2 separate regions of the Mus musculus genome follow, and region 2 is linked to region 1. Evidence: chromatin loops called from intact Hi-C (ENCODE). Cell type or tissue: gastrocnemius. All regions are shown on one strand. Each heading gives the region's core, and the rest is flanking DNA. Links, peaks and the distances in the headings are about the cores only.

Region 1 (5,383 bases), core at 149-5,148:
CTCTCTCTAGCCCTGCCCTCCTGTCCAGCTGCTGTCAAGATGGTTCAGGGATTCATTTGCTGCTCTTCTGAGGACTCGAGTTGGTTCCCAGCACCTGTACGGTGACTCACGGCCCATGTAACTTCAGCTCCTGGGGAACTGATGCTCTCTTCTGGCTTCCACAGGCACTGTGCTCACATGCACATACCCCCAATATAAACATCCATACACATATTTTTAAATATTTTGGAAAAATAAACTTTTAGATTCCATGTTTTGTTAAAGCCAGGAAACTGATCTATGGTAAGAGTTCTGCCTCCACCAAAATGCATACCATCATACCATTTCAATTCAAAAAATGCTGCCCATGAGTGTTAAGGGCTACTGTGTACTATGACACTATTCTTCTTTGTCCAAAGTAGTCTCAATTCTATGTGCTTCAGTCAAGAGTCCCCTGTGCTGGTCTTCACATTCCAGGCAAAGGAAGAAACCTTTAGCCTTTCTCTCTCCTTTGGGTCTCCAAACTCTATTGGGAAGCCCTCCACACTGCTGTCAGGAGTTAACCAGAACCCTGTACTCACCGAGTTAGTGTCTGCAGTCTCTTTATATCCATCCCATCTTCCCCGGGGAGAAAGTCATCTGAAATGTTAAGACTGACGCCCACTCTGAGAGTTTAGCCCTAAACAGGACATCTATTCAGCACTCTTTCCAAAGCTCAGGGGACCATGTGGAAGAGGGGACAGAAGGAAGGTAAAAGGCAGAGGGTGGGGAGGAGAGCTGATGAATGCTGTCTTCTGGGAGAGATACAGTTGCTGCACACAAAGTCCCACACAGGATCCCAGAGCAATGGTGGTGCCCTGCAAGGGCTGGGCCCCCGACTTCCTACCATGTTTAATGGTTGCTGGGATGAGGAGGGGACACAGGCAGTTAATGGTTGCAGGGGGGTACAAACATTCATGGTTGTGGGGAGATCACATTCCTCAGTGGTGTAGGCACTGCTAAGTTGTCCTTGCTCAGGAGAGTACCCACCCTGTTCAAGCTCACTCAGGCTCATGCAGAGGGGCACAAAAAGGAAAGACGTGGAAATGGCTGGGAGACAAGGTTCAGTCGAGGGGAGAAGAGAGGAGAATGGGAAGAAGGCGGGTCGTGAAAAAATTAAATATTAAAGATAATGCTTGTCAACCCAAGTGAATCTATAACTTCACGGGGTTAAAAAAGAAGAAGAAGAAGAAGAAGAAGAAGAAGAAGAAGAAGAAGAAGAAGAAGAAGAAGAAGAAGAAGAAGAAGAAGAAGAAGAAGAAGAAGGAGAAGAAGAAGAAGAAGAAGAAAAAGAAGAAGAAGAGCTGGGCGGTGGTGGCACACACCTTTAATCCCAGCACTTGGGAGGCAGAGACAGGCAGATTTCTGAGTTTGAGGTCAGCCTGGTCTACAAAGTGAGTTCCAGGACAGCCAGGGCTACACAGAGAAACCCCTGTCTCGAAAAAACAAAAAACAAAAAACAAAAAAAAAAAAAAAAAAAAACAAACAAAAAAAAAAACAAAAAAAGAAAGAATGATGATCGCTAAGAATTCAGACAACTCTAGGTAAAAGACCATTCCAAGACCATAGATAACAGCCCAATACAACAGCTTTTATTCTTTTATTATGGCAAACCAAATGTTATATGTTTATTGTTTTATGATTCTCTGAACCCAAGGACCTCCTCCCTACGTCACAGGAACCCATTAACCCCATTCCATGTCGCTAGAACAATTAGGGCGCTCACTTTGGCTTCTTTGCACCCTGTACTTGCAAAGACGACATGACTGCTCATTTATGGCTGGTCATTGAGTTCAGTTGGGGAGGCGGCCTGGATGGTGACTTCAAAGTTTCATATCTAGACCTCTAGGAATGGCAGGGCCTGAATGAGTGGACCCAGGACTAGGGTGAGGCGAATAGGGCACTAGGGTTGAGCTTAAAGGTGGGTTGGTGTCTCAGAAATTAATCATCAAGATAGATACTACTTTGAAGAAATCTTTTTAAACTAAAATCAATGCAAAAATCCATGATAAAGGACAATTTAATAATATAGTGTAAATATTAAAATAATTCGACCTTGCACTTTGATGATTCAGCATGTCTCATTTGTTACCTTGCCCTTTCTGGGTGGCTCAGTGGTACTGGAAGTTCTCAGAGCCTATGATCCACAGAATTGTCTTCAGTGGAAGCAAAAACAAAAAAAAAAAATCTCTCCAACCTCAGCAATTAGTAGATTACGTTAAGTTGTCTACCAAATGCCCCTAGTAAGAAAATTTTTTAAAGGGCAGGAGAAATAACAAGAGGTTCCTGGTGCACTGGTCTTTAGGAACAGTAAATCCTAAATGATAATTAAAGATGTTTCATTCCGGTGCATTCTAGATCCAGAACAGAAGGAGGCGCTGCTGGGACACATTGCATGACTTTGAATTCAATTCCGCTTTAACTTCCAAAGCTGAGTTAGTTTTTGCTACATCCCTAAAGCAAAAGATGCAAATATCATCAGCTTGTTTAGGTTTTGGCATTAGCGTCTTAAATTGTGTGAAAAATTCAAGAAAACTTTATAGGGTCTTTGAATAGGGCACGCATTGAGTAACGCACGACCATAATATAAATGGATGCAGCCACAAGGATGTTTGCCTCTGGTGCTGAGACTGGAGCTAGGGCCTTCCACCGGCATGCGCTCTGCTCTGCTAGCAAGCTACATCCCCATAATTTACAAGTTACAGGGTTTTATCTGAGTCCGAATTCTCTTACATCGTTAAAGATGCTTACTTTTAGTTAACATAAAAGAGTTAGCACGATTTTGTTTTGTTTTGTGAGGCAGCATCTTGCCGGTGACATCAGCGATGGGAGCAGAGTCTCTGGTCATCTAAGAGAGGAAGAAAAGACAAAAAGCATTTGCTCTATGCATCCTTGCGGCTTCTATCACATCTCCCCTTTTTTGCCATTTTTGCCCGATAAGGCAGTTGTTTATCTGCAGCTACATTCGGGGCTTGGTTATATGATAGAATTCAAGTAATCATTTGACTGTATTTGTAGGGGGCTTTTCCCCTCCCAAGGAGAATTGTTCATTTAACTTATGTCATTTTTATTTCTCCTGGCCTTACCAAAAAGTATGCAATGAACAAAGGTCATATAAAGATACCTCTGAAACTGAAGGGTGGTTTTGAGCTTTGATGATTCAGTGGGAAAAATACTGACTTCTTGGGAAAGAGACAAATAATTAAACCTGGAAAACTGAGATGAAGTAGGCAAAGCTGAGGTCAGGTCAAGGCATTAGGAATGCAATCCCAGGCAGTAAACCGGAGGGGTGGGAAGGGGACAGATCTGACCCATTGCAATCCTGTAAATCTGACCTTTTAGACCTGATGGGATTTGGAGATGGCACAAGAATTTGAAAATAGTACAGTGGTTCTCAACCTCCCTAATGCTCGGCCCTTAAATATAGTTCCTCATATTGTAGAGACCCCCCCCCCGAGCATAAAATTATTTCCCTACTCAATAACTGTAATTTTGCTACTGTTATGAATTGTAATATAAATATCCGATATGCAGGATATCTGATATATGACCCCCAATGGGGCTGTGACCCACAGCTTAGGAACTGCTGGCACAGGACAAAGTGAGGATCAAATTCCAGAGGCTGAAGCTTGAAGGGCAGGGACGCCAGCATCTCCATCTGTGTTAGAAGGGACGCCAGCATCTCCATCTGTGTTAGGAAAAGCTGACTGGCGCGCCCAGCTTTCTCTTTGGTCGTCATAAGGAAATAGAAGTGTGTGCATACCCCATGCTATGCTTACAGGAGAAAGTTCTGAAATATAGAGGATATGTCTAGCTGAAAAAGACACATTATTTTTATAAACTATCAGCAGGTGGAATAGCCCCCGCCCCCCCCCCCATAAATTAAACTCCTTAAAAATTATATGTTGCCGAAACTTAGGGAAAAATGATTAGAAATTTCTTAGTGGGGAGAGTATTATATTTAAAAGTTGGAAAGAGTTTTGTGAATTTGGGCAAATTTTTGAGCCGATTTTAAGACTTCTCAATCTTTCTTGATTCTGTTTGTTTATTGCTGCATATTAACCTTACCATAGCAAAAAGCTCTAAGCTCTATGTTAATTATTTATCCAGATACTGTCTGTCTTTATCCTTGTGCCGGGCATTGATGAACACGAGTGAAGATCAGTACGAGTTTGAGCCTTATTTAGATATCTGCTTCTCGGAGAGCCAGCCTTCAAAGCCTGGCTCTGCTTAGATTAATCCTTTGACAAACCTATAAAGAAGAACACAGGACCTTAACTCACACACTTTGACTCAGCTCCACGCCAGTCCTTGGAGCCCCGCGGTAACCTGCGTGGCAACTTCACCAAGGACTGGCTTCTTCTCAAGTCTCTTAAATCATTCTTTTCCGGATCTCTTTTCTCTACATCTTAAGAGTGTATATGGCCACATGTAAACACAAGTTCTAACTACTTTCAGTTACGTTAAGGGGTTGAAAAACGATTGTTTAATCTTAAGAAATCTTTGAGGTTTATTTCCCTGTGGTCTGAACAGTGCCAAATCCTTGTAAATGAAAGTCGGAATCTTCAGGTTTTTCAGTTTAATGTTTTTATCACTGTTACAACGAAGGTTAGAAACCTGACAGAAGGATGACCTTATAGACTTACAGAATTATCAAATAACTATTCGGACTGTGTTTGGAGAAAAAGCAACGGAGGCAGGAAATACCTAGGAAATAGAAACTTTACAGTGCAATCAAAATGTTTACAGTTCAAAAAGCTGCTCACTTGTCCTTATTGCAGAGCCAACCATTGCCATCAACTTTCAAATAAAACTGAGCATGCCCCAATGTTCCAACTTGAAAACATTAGATGATAAAATCGTATAAGCCCCCAAGGTATTTTTCAAAGGCTGTATCCAATTGTGTAAGATGTACAATCCCACTACTTCGAGCATGCCTAAAATACACAGAGAGTCATCCTGAGGGAGCTGAGGTATTGTGCTGTCAAACGCACCTGGCAGTCGGAGATCCTGAATGAGAGAGACTAGGACCATGCCTTCTCAACCGGGAAAATGAATGTGCATGCGTTAAAAGATATTCAGTCTGTCTTCGTATTACAAACAAAAAATGTTCTTTACTCTAAAAGAGAAAGCTAACTCATTTAAGTTTATGGGTGGGTTGGCAAGCAAAAGGCTGTGACGCTGATGACTGTATTTATTAGCTATACACTGAGAGCTGCATCCTTTAAGTACTTAGCTTCCATGCATCCCTGGCTAAGCCAAACATCTAAGAGATGTAATGAGATTACGTGTTGCCAGGAAATTTGGAAATAAAAAAATCCATTCATCTAATACTCTTACAAGACATTACCGTGACCAATATTTG
Region 2 (5,383 bases), core at 133-5,132, 63 kb after region 1:
TGCCAAATTGTGAGAAATTAAATTTCCCTGTATTAAACGGTCTCCCCTTAGGTTGTTTTGTCAAATCTTTGACCTCACTAAAAAAAAAAATGTGGTGGGAAATCAATCTATCAAACAAACAAACAAACAAAATACAACAACAACAAAACCCTTCTGAAGCCAGGAGCTGGTGAGATGCTTCCATGGTTAAGAGCACTTGCTGCTCTTGCAGAGAACCCAAGTTTAATTCTCTGCATCTGGGTGACTCGCAAGCATCTGTAACCCCAGTTCAATGGGATTCAATGCCCTCTTCTAGCCCCCGAGGGCACCAGGCAAGCATATAATGAAGACATACGTGCAAAATACCCATACACATAATAAAAATTTAAAGCCAAAATCAGAAATCTAGACTAGTAAGCTGAGACTGGAGTCTGATGTCAAGATACCTGTATATATCAGTCCAATAAAGAAAACCACCTCACCTCTTAGTTTTGACAGCTACGTGATTGTGCGCAGCTTAAAAGATTGAATATTGCTGGGGACAAAGGGGAGAGTTGCTAGATCCTCAGTGGAAAATTCAAACTCAAACACAACAATTAAATACTGAGAATCCCACTTTTCCGATGGGCACAAGGAGATTTGTAAATATTATTAGCCTTGGCTGCTGACAGAGAGAAAACTATCTGCACAGGAGCTGAAGATGCTATAAGATCATGGACAAAATCTCTACTGCCCACAAAATGACCATAAGATGCAATACTGGGCAAATGGTCTTCAAGTGTAGGCAAGTTAGTTTTGCGCCAAAGAGCCTGTGGATTTTTGGTCTAGGTTTTTTGAGGCAGGATCTCCCTACATAGCCTGGAACTTGTTATGTAGACCAGGCTGTCTCTGTCTCTGCCTCTGCCTCCCAAGTGCTGGGACTAAATGTGTGTTTGGAAACGTACCAACATAGAGCTGGAGAGATGGCTCAGCAGTTAAAGGGGGCAGGCTGCTCTTCCACAGGACCCCAATTCAATTCCCATCACAACATAGCTACACACAACTGTCTGCATTTTCAGTCCCAGCCAATCCAATGCTCTCTGCTAGCCTCTGTGGATACTAGACATGTAGGTGATACAGATATACACACAGGCAAACCCTTATGTGTAATGTTTAAAAAGCAAATAAAAATATGCAAAATCTTTTTAAAAAATTGTTTAAAACTATGTTCATATTCTACACTTCAACAAAAAACAAAGTCTCAAGGAAGAATTTCATTGACTATTAATTCACAGTAAAACAAACCAAAACAAAACAGAAAACTACAAAGCACACAAACTGTCTATGCTGGCACACACCTATAGTTCTTTCAGGAAGCACAGAAAGGAAGGCCACAAGTTCAAGGCCAGCCTGGGTTACATAGGCAAACACTGCCTCAAAAACAGAAAGTCAGAAAGCAAGACACTTAGAGAGAAACAGCAAAGTCAGTGAACAGCACATCAGATGTTCAAAAACCATAGGTGCTGAGCCTTCCAGGAGCCAGGTATAAATTATGTGTTTATTAGAAAGAAAAAAATCTTGCATATGTAAAACCTTAGATTTGATCCCAATATAAAAAAAGAAAGAAAGAAGAAAAGATTAAAATTAAATGGTTAAGACTGGGGGAGGGGTAGCAATTGGGATGTAAAGTAAATAAAAAAAATCAATTAATTAAAAAAAAGATTGAAGCTACTCCCAGCCAGGTGTCAGTGCTGAGGTCCTAATGAGGGGCTGGAACTGCCCCTGCCAACTCACAGAAGCCCAGAGACAAGCTTGGACTCCTGCCACCAACTGGCAGCAAGCAGCAAGCATTTCAGTCACCAGCCTGTTAGGGAAGACAGCCAGAATCTCACTGTTCTCAACGTCCAGGATCCACCCGAACATCTTTCTTCCCACTAAACACTGGGAAAATTGCAACTCGAATATAAAAGACACTCAATCTGAGGCGGTAGACGTGTTAAAATTATCTGGTAAGGATGGATGATTAAAGTTGTCAATCATAGCAATGTGTTGGCAGGTAATTATGGACATGCTTGAAATAAATGGGAAAAAATCCTCAGCAAAAAATAGAAGGTGTAAAAAGAAGCAGAGGGCTGAGGAGACAGGCTTTCCTAACAAGCATGAAGACTGGGGGTTCACCTGCAGATCTCATGTAAACAGCCAGATGCTCTGGAACACTTGGAATCCCCAAGCTGGTGAGGCAGGGACCGGAGGAGCCTTGGGCTCTCTGGGCGGGCTAGACTACTTGGTGAACTCCAGGCCAGTGAGAGACCCTGTTTCAAACACACAAGGTGGAGAGAGCCGGGGAACAACACTGGAGGTCGACCACTGGCCAGCACACACAAACATGTGTGAACACACACAACACAAACACAACTTACAAAACAAAACAGCAGCCTCAGCACAGAAACCAAACCAAACCAACAACAAAGACCAAATAACAGCTCAATGGATGGGCTCAACAGAAGAAAAGAATTTAGAGTGAGGAACCACTGAATTTGAAGATAAAATATCCGAGCAATGGAAAATAGAAGTAGAGGTTGGGAGGGAGGAAGAAGGGAGGCAAAAATGTAGAGCCTGGGGAGGGAAAAGATAAACTAACGATGCTTCGAGCTTCACGTATGCGGGAAGCTCGCAGTAATTTAGACAGGTGCATGGAGACACCTACAGTGTCTGCTGACAGGACCACATACCAAGGTGTCCACAAAAATACAGCAGAAAACTCAACAACAAAACTCTGAAAGCATTCCAGGAAAGAAAAAAGGAAAACAGAGAAAACAACTTAAAAGACCAGACAGGAAATGGAGAACAGCAGATGTGAGCCCTCGCCTCCAACAACTTCGTGAAATATCAGTGGTTTAATACACCATGAAGAGTGCTCAGCTGGGGCTTATGCAGAGGACAGCGGCCACTGACGTCTGGACAAGTTCAATGCATCCTAAGAGCGTTGTCCTGAAAGAGGAAAGCCACTTTCGAAAATTCTGAGGACTACCCAGAAGATTGATAGAGCATCCTACCAAGATGGGGTGTGCGTGTGTGTGTGTGTGTGTGTGTGTGTGTGTGTGTGTGTGTGTGCAGATCCATGCTGTCCGTGGCACAAAGGTAGGAGTTGGGTTACAGGTCTACATGTGATATGTTCACGAAGTGTACAAATGTCGGTTTCTTTGTTTTGATTTTGTGTTGTGGTTTTACTGGTACAGACTAGACAACATGTCTGTGAAGACTCTCGGTATCGTATTTGCAATTTTTTTAATCTTTAAAAGATAGTAGTTTTTGTTGATTCTTTGAGATTTCCATACATAATGATCATATTTGCTCCCAACTCTCCCCATGTTTTTTTTCCCAATTTCATGTCCTCACTTTTAAAAATCTACTGAGTCCAACCTCATGCTGCTCATACACGAAACATGGAACTCTGACTCTGAAGTCCTTTTGATCTAAAGCTAATGGGCAAGATAATAAGTTCCAGAGAGAGAGAGAGAGACTGACACACACAAGAGAGAGAGAGAGAGAGAGAGAGAGAGAGAGAGAGAGAGAGAGAAATGTGAAGACCTATTAAGGGGACATATCTGGGTCACTGCTTTTAGAAGACACACTGTGCTGCTGTCTAGGCTATTCTCAAACTTCAGGCTGAAATGGTACTCCTACTGCTTCTGCGACAGACATGTGTGCTCCCATGCTGGGCTCACAAACGCATTTTGCAAAAGGGAATTATTTGTAGTTTAAGCTGTTAAAGATCTCTGTCTGTTTCTCTGTCTCTCTCATACACATACACTCTCTTTCTCATAAACACACATATATACGCACACTCTCTCTGTTTCTCTCATATATACACAAATACACACTCATGCACACTCACACACACACACACTAGGATGGTTTGGTGAGTAAGGCATTTTCTGCCAAGCCAGTCTATCTGAGTTTCCTTTGCAGCCCCCTTGAGAACACTCTATAAATGTTTTGCTGAGCACTTTGCCTCAGTAATACAGTTTTGTCTTCACAGCATCCACAAGGTGGGGATTTCCCACTGTATGCAGGAAAGAATTGAGATCTAAGAAGCTCTCAGGCAGACACTCAGCTTGGACTAAGAGAAGATTCACCATCTACTCATCTGCATTTCCCAGTGTTCATCTGTGACACTCACACATAATAGCTTTGCGTGTCACAGTTATTTTCCTTCGTTTCGGCTTTTCCTTTGGACCCTGCATGAAAAATGAGAATAGGAACTGTCCTCTCTAGCTAATTATTTTGCGCAACACAGATTTCTCCAGCTGTGCGTATCTGAGCTGTCAGTACACTCTCACGCTGTCAATACTTATTCTTCATTAACATTTAACTCAGGTAACAGTTGAGGAATACCCCACACACTAGGATAAAATGTCTGATAATGTGGAGCCTAGCTCTTGCCTCCTGTTGAAACTGATTCAAATTTGAAAAGGCACCAATTTCCCAATCTTTCCTAAGTCTTTCCTAGTCACTCTTGGAACCTTTTAATGGGCAGAAGAGATGAGAAGTGAGCCAATCGTCGCAAACAGAGAAAGGGATGCTGGGAAATTCACCAGCATCTTGTGTGAGAGAAGGAGGGAGCTATGACATGTGCTCACGCCTGCTGCTTCTCCAAATTTGTAGGCGAGCAAGAGTGGCTGCCTCTGGGACCTTACACCTCATGTCCCCTAAAATGGCTGTGAACACCCAGCATAGCTGCCCACAAGTCCGCTCGTTTCCAGTTTGAAGTACCAGGTTCTACTAGCATGCACTTTTTTCTATTCCCTTTCATTTTTTGTTTCAGTTTTTATATTTACAACATAGCTCAGGGTGGCCTTGAAACCATGATCCTTCTGCCTCAGCTTTCCAAGTGCTGAGATACAGGGTGAGCCACCACATGTAGCTTGTGAAAGTTCTTACCTGTAACTTACTCCATAGTACTCACCACCAAGGGGAAAGGAGCAAGTTCTCCCTTGCCTCCCCTCAACCCAGAGCGAGCCTGACCCCCCTCTCAAGAAAGGAATCCTGTTTGCTTCCACTCTGCACAGCACTGCCCATGAGAAAGTCATGGGGTTCATCTACAGATTGTACAGAACAGCGTTCAAACCTCCAGCCAAGGCCACCTATAATGTAACTACACCGCATGTTATATATAACTTACACATAAGTTATTCTATGCATAAGTAACTTACAGTGTGAGGTGTACACCTGTATCCCAGCCTCTGTGGTAGATGGAAGCAGAACGGCCGAGAGGTACCGGCCAGCTGGAACTGCAGAGCAAGATCCCTTAAACAGGAAAGGAAGAGGTGAAGGGAGGGGGAGAGGGAGAAGAAAGGAGATGGAGGCAGGTGAAGCCTTGGACCAAGAAGGCATGACTTGGGGCCAGCACTGACATAAAACA

What was found. Hi-C counts contacts between places; a loop is a spot of excess contacts. Peaks named below come from ENCODE experiments on the same cell type or tissue, not always from the same donor. Only the 100,000 strongest peaks of a DNase experiment are listed, where the experiment ranks them.
Region 2: a loop joins it to region 1, with 2.6 times the contacts of the local background. A loop is called at or near these places in 14 of 42 quality-filtered maps.

The regions. Positions count from the first base shown.
Region 1 is chr1:185,499,110-185,504,492 of GRCm38, reverse strand. Gm34969 (a long non-coding RNA gene) reads right to left here. Exons shown (of 4, transcript XR_001779597.1): 2 at 4,087-4,270; 3 at 2,770-2,866; 4 at 1,589-2,472. Among named protein-coding and RNA genes, the nearest start is that of Gm34969, 15 kb to the right of the region's middle. In gastrocnemius, for the core only: a CTCF peak has its summit at 2,390 (motif pointing right); DNase peaks (open chromatin) are centred at 2,391 and 3,690.
Region 2 is chr1:185,435,821-185,441,203 of GRCm38, reverse strand. All of the region lies in intron 1 of 9630028B13Rik (RIKEN cDNA 9630028B13 gene), which reads left to right. Among named protein-coding and RNA genes, the nearest start is that of 9630028B13Rik, 3.3 kb to the left of the region's middle. In gastrocnemius, for the core only: no CTCF peak of the experiment used is centred there; DNase peaks (open chromatin) are centred at 1,779, 2,175 and 2,905.